Regions from separate parts of the Homo sapiens genome. Here region 1 is linked to region 2. Evidence: chromatin contacts called from ENCODE Hi-C or POLR2A ChIA-PET data. All regions are on one chromosome and are shown on one strand. Each heading gives the region's core, a stretch centred on a gene start or an enhancer-like site at or near the end of the contact. The rest is flanking DNA. Distances are from core to core; before and after follow the strand shown. Region 1 overlaps WWTR1 (WW domain containing transcription regulator 1). Region 2 has its middle 13 kb from the start of TM4SF4.

Evidence for each region. A loop is a pair of places that touch in the nucleus more often than their neighbours do. ChIA-PET counts read pairs that join two places held with the same protein, here RNA polymerase II (POLR2A).
Region 1: a loop to region 2 is called in a map of endothelial cell of hepatic sinusoid, with 2.6 times the contacts of the local background. The contact joins two enhancer-like sites. A Hi-C loop is called at or near these places in 1 of 168 maps with a recorded cell type or tissue (endothelial cell of hepatic sinusoid). POLR2A ChIA-PET finds 5 or more read pairs at or near these places in 3 of 52 experiments (K562, activated naive CD4-positive, alpha-beta T cell and endothelial cell of umbilical vein).

The regions. Positions count from the first base shown.
Region 1 is chr3:149,526,634-149,531,752 of GRCh38, reverse strand. It overlaps WWTR1 (WW domain containing transcription regulator 1), which reads left to right. Exons shown (of 7, transcript NM_015472.6): 5 at 3,784-3,917. Among named protein-coding and RNA genes, the nearest start is that of TM4SF4, 54 kb to the right of the region's middle. Within about 2 kb of position 3,817, at least 6 of the 41 ENCODE cell types and tissues checked have a DNase peak (open chromatin) inside an H3K27ac peak, as active enhancers do.
Region 2 is chr3:149,458,827-149,464,109 of GRCh38, reverse strand. It overlaps the pseudogene FKBP1AP4. Among named protein-coding and RNA genes, the nearest start is that of TM4SF4, 13 kb to the left of the region's middle. RefSeq lists an enhancer at 1-486. Within about 2 kb of position 3,794, at least 8 of the 41 ENCODE cell types and tissues checked have a DNase peak (open chromatin) inside an H3K27ac peak, as active enhancers do.

The sequences.
Region 1 (5,119 bases), core at 2,568-5,067, 68 kb before region 2:
TTGCACTGAAGAAAATTAATGCAGATTAAGAGACAGAAAATGACAGGGGTGAGGCCATTTTAGACAGGGGTGAGGTAGGAGCATCTCTGAAGAGATGGCGTCTGTAGGAGGCAGGCGTTAAGTGAGGGAATAAGCTTTAGGAAGACTCGAGGAACACCTTGCAAGCAGATAGAACAGTTGGCGCAGGTGCAGGAGGTGGGAGGAGCAGCAGAGAAACCAGGAGACTGGAAGGGGGTGAAGGAGGGGAGCACATCAGAGACATGGGAGGAAAGGGTGGCCAGGGCTGTTATGCAGGGTGTGGTGGTCTGCAGTGAGGACCTGCCTCTATTTACCATCCAGGTGGAACAAGAAGCAGGTCGCTTTAGAGCAGGGGGTCACGTGAGCTTCACTTTGGCTGCTATGTGGAATAACTTGTGACCTAAGAATGATTTTGGAATAATCTTAGACAAAGTGTCCTATTATAAATAATAACTTTCTAACTCAGACTGGCCTAATTTATATTTCAAAGCTATTATTCAGGCCGGGTGCAGTGGCTCACGCCTGTAATCCCAGCACTTTGGGAGGCCAAGGTGGGCAGATCATTTGAGGCCAGGAGTTCGAGACCAGCATGGGCAACATGGCGCAACCATATCTCCACTAAAAATACAAAAATTAGCTGGGCGTGGTGGCACATGCCTGTAGTCCCAGCTACTCGGGAGGCTGAGGCACAAGACTTGCTTGAACCCGGTAGGTGAAGGTTGCAGTGAGCTGAGATCACGCCACTGCACTCCAGCCTGGCTGAGAGAGTGAGACTCCATCTCAAAAAAAAAAAAAAGCAATCATTCCGGGTACATTCAACACCCTTTCTGATTTTTCTCTTATTTGTTAGTCAGTTGAAGGTAGAAAATGATACTGTGAGCCCCCTACAGACAGAAGGCGGCATTTGCCCTTAGGATGACTTGGTGATTAAGTCTTCAGGGTAGTTAGGGAAACATCAGTGCTGGAGACTAGAGCTTCTGTTCTCTTTGATTTAGAACAGATGGAACAAATGTGAAATGGCACAGTGAAACATTTCCTCCAATATAGTATAGGTTTTTCAGCTTTGGTTATCATAAATAATCCTTTAAATTTTATTTATATATTTTATTTATATATTTAGACACACACAAGCATTATTTTATGTTTTATTTACTGGAAATAGCTAGGAGTAATTTAAATTAATAGGAAAGTTTAGAACTATTTATTTTATATCTAATTTTTGATATTTGTTCTTATAATTTTATATATTATTACAGATAACAATTCATGTGTGTTATATATAGTGTATTTTTTTATCCCATGAAGTTCCAGAAATGATTCTTACCATATATAAATTTAGAACTCCTGGAAATTGCAGATTCAACTTGTATTTTTTTTTTCTTTTTTTGAGACAGAGTCTCGCTTTGTCGCCCAGGCTGGAGTATGGTGGTGCAATCTCGGCTCAATGCAACCTCCGCCTCCCCAAATTCAAGTGATTTTCCTGCCTCAGCCTCCTGAGTATCTGGGACCACAGGTGCATGCCACCACACCCGGCTAATATTTTGTATTTTTAGTAGAGACAGGGTTTCACCTTGTTAGCCAGGGTGGTCTTGATCTCCTGACCTCGTGATCCACCCGCCTCAGCCTCCCAAAGTGCTGGGATTACAGGTGTGAGCCACCGCCCGGCCTCAACTTGTATTCTTAAGACATATGTTGATAAAGTTTTTTCAATACAAAGGAATGCAGCCATCTCATCAACTTTTAAATTAAAAGTGTATTTGTTTAGAGGTAAACTCCCACATTTATTCAGAATGGTTGAAAAATGGAATATTCTAGTAAAGTTCATGTTTTTGGATAATGAGGGTTATGAGTCAAAAGATTCTTGCATTTATGGTTAATAAAGTATTAGAAATTTACCATTGATGAGATACATTTTTTCAAACTGTGGCTCAGGGTGTATGAGTGTGCTTGAGGGATGGGGACTGGTGGGACTCAGGCTTTTTATGCCAGATTCAATCCCTGTTGTTCCTTCTGAGGCTTTCAGGAAAACTTTGGTTGGATAATAAGGTTTCTAATGCACCCTGCCTGCCATGTTAAAAACAACTATCAGAAAATAATTTGATTTTTCTAGGTTTATTCAGAAGGCACTTCCAAGATTTAGATGATGAAAATCACTTTTTACCAAAAAAATCTCCAGTTTTTGGTTTGCTTTTTGTAGATTCCTGAATAAAATTTGTTAGTTAAGTATTTGATTATTTGCAATCTAGATGAACAGAAGTGAGCCAAAGACCCTTTCCAGCTAGATTTATTTCAGTATAAGTTAACAATACAGTTTTTTTTTAAATCAATCAGGTCTCTCATGGTTTGTAACAGTGCAACCAACTCTAGTAACTGAAAATTTTTATAGCCGATGACTTCACTAGGACTTGTCTAGACAGCAGCTACCCTCTAAAGTCACATCATGTTAGGGCTGGAAGAGATCTAACGAAGATACTGTAATTTAGAAGTCCTAAATGTTCTGTTTGCCATTGTAGCCATGGTTTTAGGGTTTGAGGGACAGTGAGACCAATGACTTCAGCATGGAAAGTGGGAAACTGATAGGCATAAATATGGGGAAAGGCCTAACCTTGGTTTGGGATGCAAATGTAAACATACAAAAGTATTCTCTGGAAACATCAGCAAATTTGAAAGGAATTTGATGTCTGGTTATGTTTGTCAAGATGGAGAGACTCCTGGAGATTATACCTAGAGAAAGTAGTTGCAGTCAGTAAATTTGTAGCCTTTTGGATAGACTCTTCTTAGCAATGTAATGCTAGCTTTTATAAAATAATGCTTGTATTATTTGTTTCTGCTAATGAAATCCATATGCTGTGAAACAGTTACTTGTCTGTGGGATTTGGATTGGATCTACATGGTTCCCCAACCTTCAGCATTTTAGTCAACAAAGTAGTCAAATAGATTGACTTTTTTGTTTTTTTGTTTTTTTTGAGACAGCGTCTCACTCTGTCACCCAGGCTGGAGTACAGTGTCGTGATCTCTGCTCACTTTAGTCTCAACCTCCCAGGCACAGGGCTCCTCCTGCCTCAGCCTCCCAAGTAGCACCACACCCAACTAATTTTTGTATTTTTTGTAGAGACAGGGTTTCACCATGTTGCAGGCTGGTCTCGAACTTGTGGGCTCCAGTGATCCGCCCACCTCGACCTCCCAAAGTGCTGGGATTATGGACGTGAGCCACCACCCCTGGCCACTGATTGACTTTTTAAAGTAAACTTTCAACTCATTGTTTTGCTTTCCTGTCTGTAAACATAAAACTGCCAGATGCAATTTAATGTAGAGCCTGGACTCTGTAATTCCACAGTTTTACTGGCCTGTAAGTGGCAAAGACCAGAATGTACTTTATAGTCCAGAGGAGTCTGATTGCTTTGATTGATGTAGATTTGGTTTGAGAACCTGAGATAGAAAAAGCCTTGTCTCTGACAAAGTGTTTTGAGAGGGCTTTCTATGATTTGGGTGTTTAAATAATTGCATGGGTGGGATGATTGCAACATTAAGTGCCCTTAGATCAAATAATAGCTGAGCTTCCCATTAACTTTGTGAATGTGAAGTGACTTATGTCTGTAAGACTTTCTTCGGAGAAAGAATACTAATGGTTGCCTGGTGATTTTGACTTGCTGGGAGTAAATACACAGTGCTTTGTATTTGGTGAAAAGTTTTGATGTGAAGTACACTTTGCTCCATGCCTTGTGACAATGAGTGCATGACTCTTGCTTCCCATTCTGACTGTAGGAAGCTGCCCTCTGTCGACAGCTCCCCATGGAAGCTGAGACTCTTGCCCCAGTTCAGGCTGCTGTCAACCCACCCACGATGACCCCAGACATGAGATCCATCACTAATAATAGCTCAGATCCTTTCCTCAATGGGTAAGTTAATATTTGGGGGCCACTTATTTTTATTCTCTTTATTATGTGATCTAGACTATAATAGGATCTTTGTTTACATTGGGAAGAGGTGGGGAGCTTGAGGGTTGAGGGTGAGAATAAAGGGAGGAAGTGGGAGGAGCTGGCAGAAAAAAGAAAAGCAGGGGAAATCATCTGCCTGTTAAAAAATTTCCAAATTAAAAAATTGGTGATAGGACGTAGAGTAAACCCCTAGTCAAGAATTTGAAAATGGGCATGAACTTATATTTTTAAACATGATGGTGTCGTCTAGTACTTATACTTGGAAGAATCTTCTGGTTTTATGTAACCAACAGGGGATAAAAGCATGCCATATGGCAAATTGAGAACAGAACAATTAAGAGATTATGTTCGGCCAGGCATGGTGGCTCATGCCTATAATCCCAGCACTTTGGGAGGCCGAGGTGGGCAGATCACCTGAGGTTGGGAGTTCGAGACCAGCCTGACCAACATGGAGAAACCCTGTCTCTTCTAAAAATACAAAATTAGCAGGGCATGGTGGTGCATGCCTGTAATCCCAGCTACTCGGGAGGCTGAGAATTGCTTGAACCTGGGAGGCGGAGGTTGCAGTGAGCCGAGATTGCACCATTGCACTCCAGCCTTGGCAACAAGAGTGAAACTCCATCTCAAAAAAAAAAAAAAGAAAGAAAAGAAAAGAGATGATGTTCAGGGTGAAATGTGAATAAGATCTATAGTTTAGTAAATAATATTCTACAGTGTCAGATTTCTGATTTTGGTAATTGCACTATGGTTATGTAAGATGTTATCACTGGGGAAGCTGGTGAAGGGTACATGGGAACGCTCTGTACTCTTGTTGCGTCTTCTATGTGAGTTTAAAATAATTTCACAATTTAAAAAGTAATTAAAACAAAGGAGCAAAAGGGAAAGAGAATTTAGCCAGAAATATCTTCATGAGCAGAAGTAGTTTTTAAATCAAATAAAAAGGGCAATTCTGTATTTCCTGTGCCTTTTATTCTGCCCTTGCAGAGACGTCTGGCAAACAAACAATACAATTATGAACATTATTAAAGATAGAGATAAAAACAAATAGTAGCTGAAATAATAATTAATGGAGGTTTTAAATTGTTGATTTTAAAGTATTTGAAACACAGAGAAGTACAAAGAATAACATGAATTACCCATGTACCCACTACCCAGATTTGCCA
Region 2 (5,283 bases), core at 2,545-5,044:
AGTGCAGGTGGAAACCATCGCCCCAGGAGACGCGCACACCCTCCTGAAGCGCGGCCAGACCTGCGTGATGCACTACACCGGGATGCTTGAAGATGGAAAGAAATTTGATTCCTCCTGGGACAGAAAAAGCCCTTTAAGCTTATGCTTGGCAAGCAGGAGGTGATCCCAGCCTGGGAAGAAAGGGTTGTCCAGATGAGTGCGGTGACCCGCCAATTTAGTGACAGCCAAACTGACTGTATCTCCAGATTATGCCTACGGTGCCACTGGGCACCCAGGCATCATCCCACCACACGCCACTCTCGTCTTCGATGTGGAGCTTCTAAAACTAGAATGACAGGAATGGCCTCCTCCTGTCATTCCAGTTTTAGAATGATCCAAGATCCAGATCCCTGTTCTTGGATCTGCCAAGGAGGGATCTGGTGCCTCCAGACGCGTGCACATGAATCCATATGGAGCTTTTCCTGATGTTCCACTCCACTCTGTATAGACATCAACCCTGACTGAATGTGTTCTGTCACTCAGCTTTGCTTCCAACACCTCCATCTCCTCTTCCCCTTTCTCCTCGTACGTGTGTTTACCTAAACTGTACGCCATAAACCTCAAGTTATTCATTTTATTTTGTTTTCATTTTGGGGTGAAGATTCAGTTTCAGTCTTTTGGATCTAGGTTTCCAATAAGTATATGGTCAAGTATTAACAGCACAAGTGATAGGTTAACTTTAGAATAGGAATTGGTGTGGGGCGGGGGTGGGGGTTGCAAGAATATTTTATTTTAATTTTTTTGGATGAAATTTTAATCTATTATATATTAAACATTCTTTCTGCTGCGCTGCAAAGCCATAGCAGATTTGAGGCACTGTTGAGGGCTCAATTATTCTCCACGTTGAGAGATGTCCTTAGGTTAAATTAAAAGCCCTACCTCAAACTGAGGTGGGGATGGGGAGAGCCTTTGCTTCCACTGGTCTCACCCCACCGTCCCCTTAAACCCTATGCCTTTGAAAGCAGATCATGTTCACTGCCATGCTGGACACTACAGGTCTGTCCCTAGGCCAGTGGGGACCTCTGAAGTCTTCTTTGTGGCCTGGCTTATGTATTTATTTATTTTTCCATCCTGTGGTTTTTCTAGTGGACTTTCAGGAATTTTGTAATCTCATAACTTTCCAAGCTCCACCACTTCCTAAATTTTAAAAACTTTAATTGACAGTTTAAATTGTAGGTGCTGTTTGTGACTTAACACCCAATGAAAGCCCAGGCATCATGACAAATCCTTGAATGTTCTCTTAAGAAAATAATGCTGGTCATCGCAGCTTCAGCATCTCCTGTTTTTTCATGCTTGGCTCTCACTGCTGATTTCAGTTTCCTAGCTTTTCCTCCCTCAGGCCCTTCTCACCCCCTTTGCTGTCCTGTGTAGTGGTTGGGTGAGAGAAATCATTGCTGCCTCACCCACCCCGGCACCATATATGGGTTTCAAGTTTTGTTATTGCAATAAAAGTGCTTTATGCTGGCTTTTCTAACAAACAAATAACCAGTGGGAGGCAAAACAAGCTGAGACACTAACCCAGGACTACATCATCGCCCCTCATGTCTTGCCTATGTTCTGTGAGCCCCACGAACGGAGTACAAGGAAACAGCTAGAGAAGGACAGACTGGATCCCCTGAAGTTGCATAAACCTGAACCTCCTGTAGCAGACCCAGGTTGTGGTGGGACCCACAAGGGCACTCTTTCTTTCTATATTGTGAAGAACATTGCTTTGGACAAGACTGACGACCGTAATCCTTGGGAAGCCATTTTGCATCATGCCAAAGCGCAGAAGACAACCCATATTGGGTTTCTCCAACACATTCCAAGACTCAGCCCAGAATCATGTTTGGCCAAGTTGAATCTGATGATGAGGAAGCAAAGAATGAGCCAGAATGGAAAAAATGTAAAATTTGAAGAATCTCTTTTGAAAACTGTTTGTATGAGTAGGAGGGAAATGTGACAGGTTTGGGTTTTCTTTTTAATACTCATGAAATTAAAAATTCATTTTTATGAAAAAAAAGAAAAAATACAAGACAGGATCATTTATCTACTTCTTGTACCTTTAGTTTTGGTCCCTTTTGGATTAACCATCTATCTAATTACCTAAGCTGCTGAGGCTAAAATGTATATGCTCTTGTGATTCTTATGTATTAATAATTTTGAATGCATTTTAAAATTCAACTTAACACTTAAAGTATTATCACTTGTTGATAATTGAATTGAGAGCTACTCAAGTTCACAAATGCAACTGGCAAGGTGGGGTGAGTTGGGGGAGGAAGGGCTTGAAGAGAGGACTAAGAAGGAGAGACGTGATTCTATTTGGTTCAAGCATAATATTTCTCTCCACCACCACCACAAAAACATAAACACCTGAAAAATACCATCATACAGAACACTTTCTTACAGTCTGGACAGTTATGTTTCAGACAGGGATGTGACACACAAGAAGCTTCAGCCATGTTCCTCTGCTATGTGCATGTGCTGGCTGGGAGGCCCCAAATCAGTACAATCTCATCCACCACCATCCGTGGGGTCTCCCTCTGCCCAGACCCAAGATACCTCTAGTATTCATTCACTGTGAAGTCAATGGTGCCTTCAAGTACTGCCTGCCAACCCCATGGTTTATTCACCAGCTCTTTAGTGCAGGCAAAGAAGAGAAACAAAAAGATCTCCAAAACTCCCTGGCTGAAGGGATTTGCTTCCTGCTTTGTTCTTGTGAAGATGCCTGGGCGTCATCCCACATAAAGCTACCTTCTCAGAGTCAGTGATGTAAGTGTGCCTTTGAGGCCAACTTGCCTTCAATCTTTTTGAGAAACCTTGCTGGGATATAATGGAAAGGGTCCCTGGGTATAAGTTCTGGCTCTACTGCTTAGTAACTGTTGCCCTTGAGAAGTTACTTAATCTCTCAGAGTCTCAGTCACTTCACCTATGAAGCAGAGTAATTGGTTATCCAGGGTTAGCCAATTATTAATCCGTTTATAGCATTGATTACATATACTATCATACACAAAACTTTATTTATTTTGTAAAATGAAGTCCAGGATTTGGCATCATATACTAAACACTGACTTTTTTTTAACAGAAAATATTATCAGATATTTTGAATAGTCCAGGCAAAACTATAGTGTATTCAGTTGAGATCCTACATCACATCCTCACGTCATCTCATGAGTGTGTATGTGTATGACTATCTTTCAGTATTCACTGTGTGTTCCTATCATCATCTTACTCGATCCCGCCAATGAAGTGGGCAGGCCAGCCAGGTAGGGATTATTATAGCCAGTATTTTTTATGAATGAGGAAACTGAGGCCAGAGAGGTCTAGAGAGTAGCCAAAGTTCACACAACCAGCAAGTGGCAGAGACAGAATTAGAGTAAACATCCTCTGACTTCTGGGCTAGGACTCTAGCTGCTGCCATGCAGGGAAAAACAGAATGTCCATAGCAGAAAGCTTGGCAGCCACGTAACCCCAACTACCAGCTCTAACCATATATGGCCAAGTCTCCTGCTCACTCAGCCTCCTTCTTCACCACCCACTCAGGTAAAAGTGACCTGAAGAAATACATATAGGGGATTTAATTATTACATTATTATTAATAATAAGTGGTCATTTTGTTGACAGAATATTGTCTAATATCAGGATTGGAGATTTTGCATTTTCTTCTGTGTTGGTTAGTGATTGTTGTGTAACAAATCAGCCCAAAGCTCAAGAGCTGAAAGCAACATTGGCAAGGCCAGAAATGACCTTGCAGTCTCAGGCACACAGCTGTCCAAAAGCTGAGGCCCAAGCAGAAAAGCAGATTGTGGCCAACTGCTGCTAGAATGGAACTTGCTTTCTGCCTGTGGCTCACACATTCTCTCTTTGATTCCCCAGCTCATTCATAAGAATTTCTTCACTTTGAGCTGCCAAAAGGCCGCAGAGAACTATTTTTAAATGTGAAGAATACTCTGAGAAAAATCATGTTTTTACTTTTTACTGTTTCTTTACTATGAAGCTGGTTATCATGCCTCTTAAAATTACTCCTGTTTTCTAAAACTGTTGTCCATTTGCAATTACACCATTAAACGAAAACTCTTTCTCCTCACATTTCTATAGAGGAGCAAATGTGACATTGTGGTGCACCAAGTTAAAACACTTTTTCTTTCTTCATTTCTTCTGGTAAGGAAAAGCAGATGAAATGATATGTCTGGGGATTTGCGACACTAGTGTGGGTGGGTGCGGAGACACAGCAACAATTGGCCAAGGAAGCTGGTGATTGCTACGGTGAAGGAGATAGATGGATTCATAACACAGCTAAGACTATTTTACTCCCTAGAATCAGAGACTGACAGAGCTAGAAAGTTATCTAGCCCAAACTAGTTATATTGTAGATAAGATAATGGGGGCCTGGTGAGATAGTGCCCAAGGCTACGCAAATGTGGGTCTTGAACTCCAGCCCTTCCCACATCCACGCCAGTGTTGCACAGGGTCACTTTATACTGTATTCCTTAATCTTTCCTGACTCATATGTCATAATTTTACTGTCATCAAAAGTTTGAGAACTGTCTTTAAGCAACTATGTTGACTTGGATCTCAATAAGAATGCAGACAAAGAGAAGACTATTTCATTTATTTAGGTCATAATATAATTTTGTAAGCAAAAAGTACAAAATGCACAATAGATATGTGCTTTATATATAATGTAAGTGTTCAGTATATATATTTAAAATATAATTACTTGGAACTTTCTCAAATTAATTCTCCCTTTGTACACACACACACACACACACTTCAGGTTCTTGATTCTAAACTCAAACAGCATATATTTTTCTTTTTTCTGGCACTTATTACCTCCTACTTTGTATTTAATTTACAAATTATGATATGATATGTCATATCATATCATATCATATCATATCATATGTCAATTTTTATACTTTTAGTAGAAATGGGGTTTCCCCATGTTGGCCAGGCTGGTCTCAAACTCCTGACCTCAGGTAATCCACTCGCCTCGGACTCCCAAACTGCTGGGATTACAGGCGTGAGCCACCGCACCCAGCCTGGACCCACACTCTTTTAAAAAATTGTAGCAATATATATATTACATAAAATTTACCATTATAATCATTTTAAAGTATACAATTCAGTGGCATTAAGTGGCATCCTTGTGCAACTATCATCAGTACTCATCTCTAAAACTTTTTAATCTTTCCAAGCTGAAATTCTATACCCATTAAACACCAGCTCCCCATTCTAGCCTCCTCCCAGTCCCTAGTAACCACT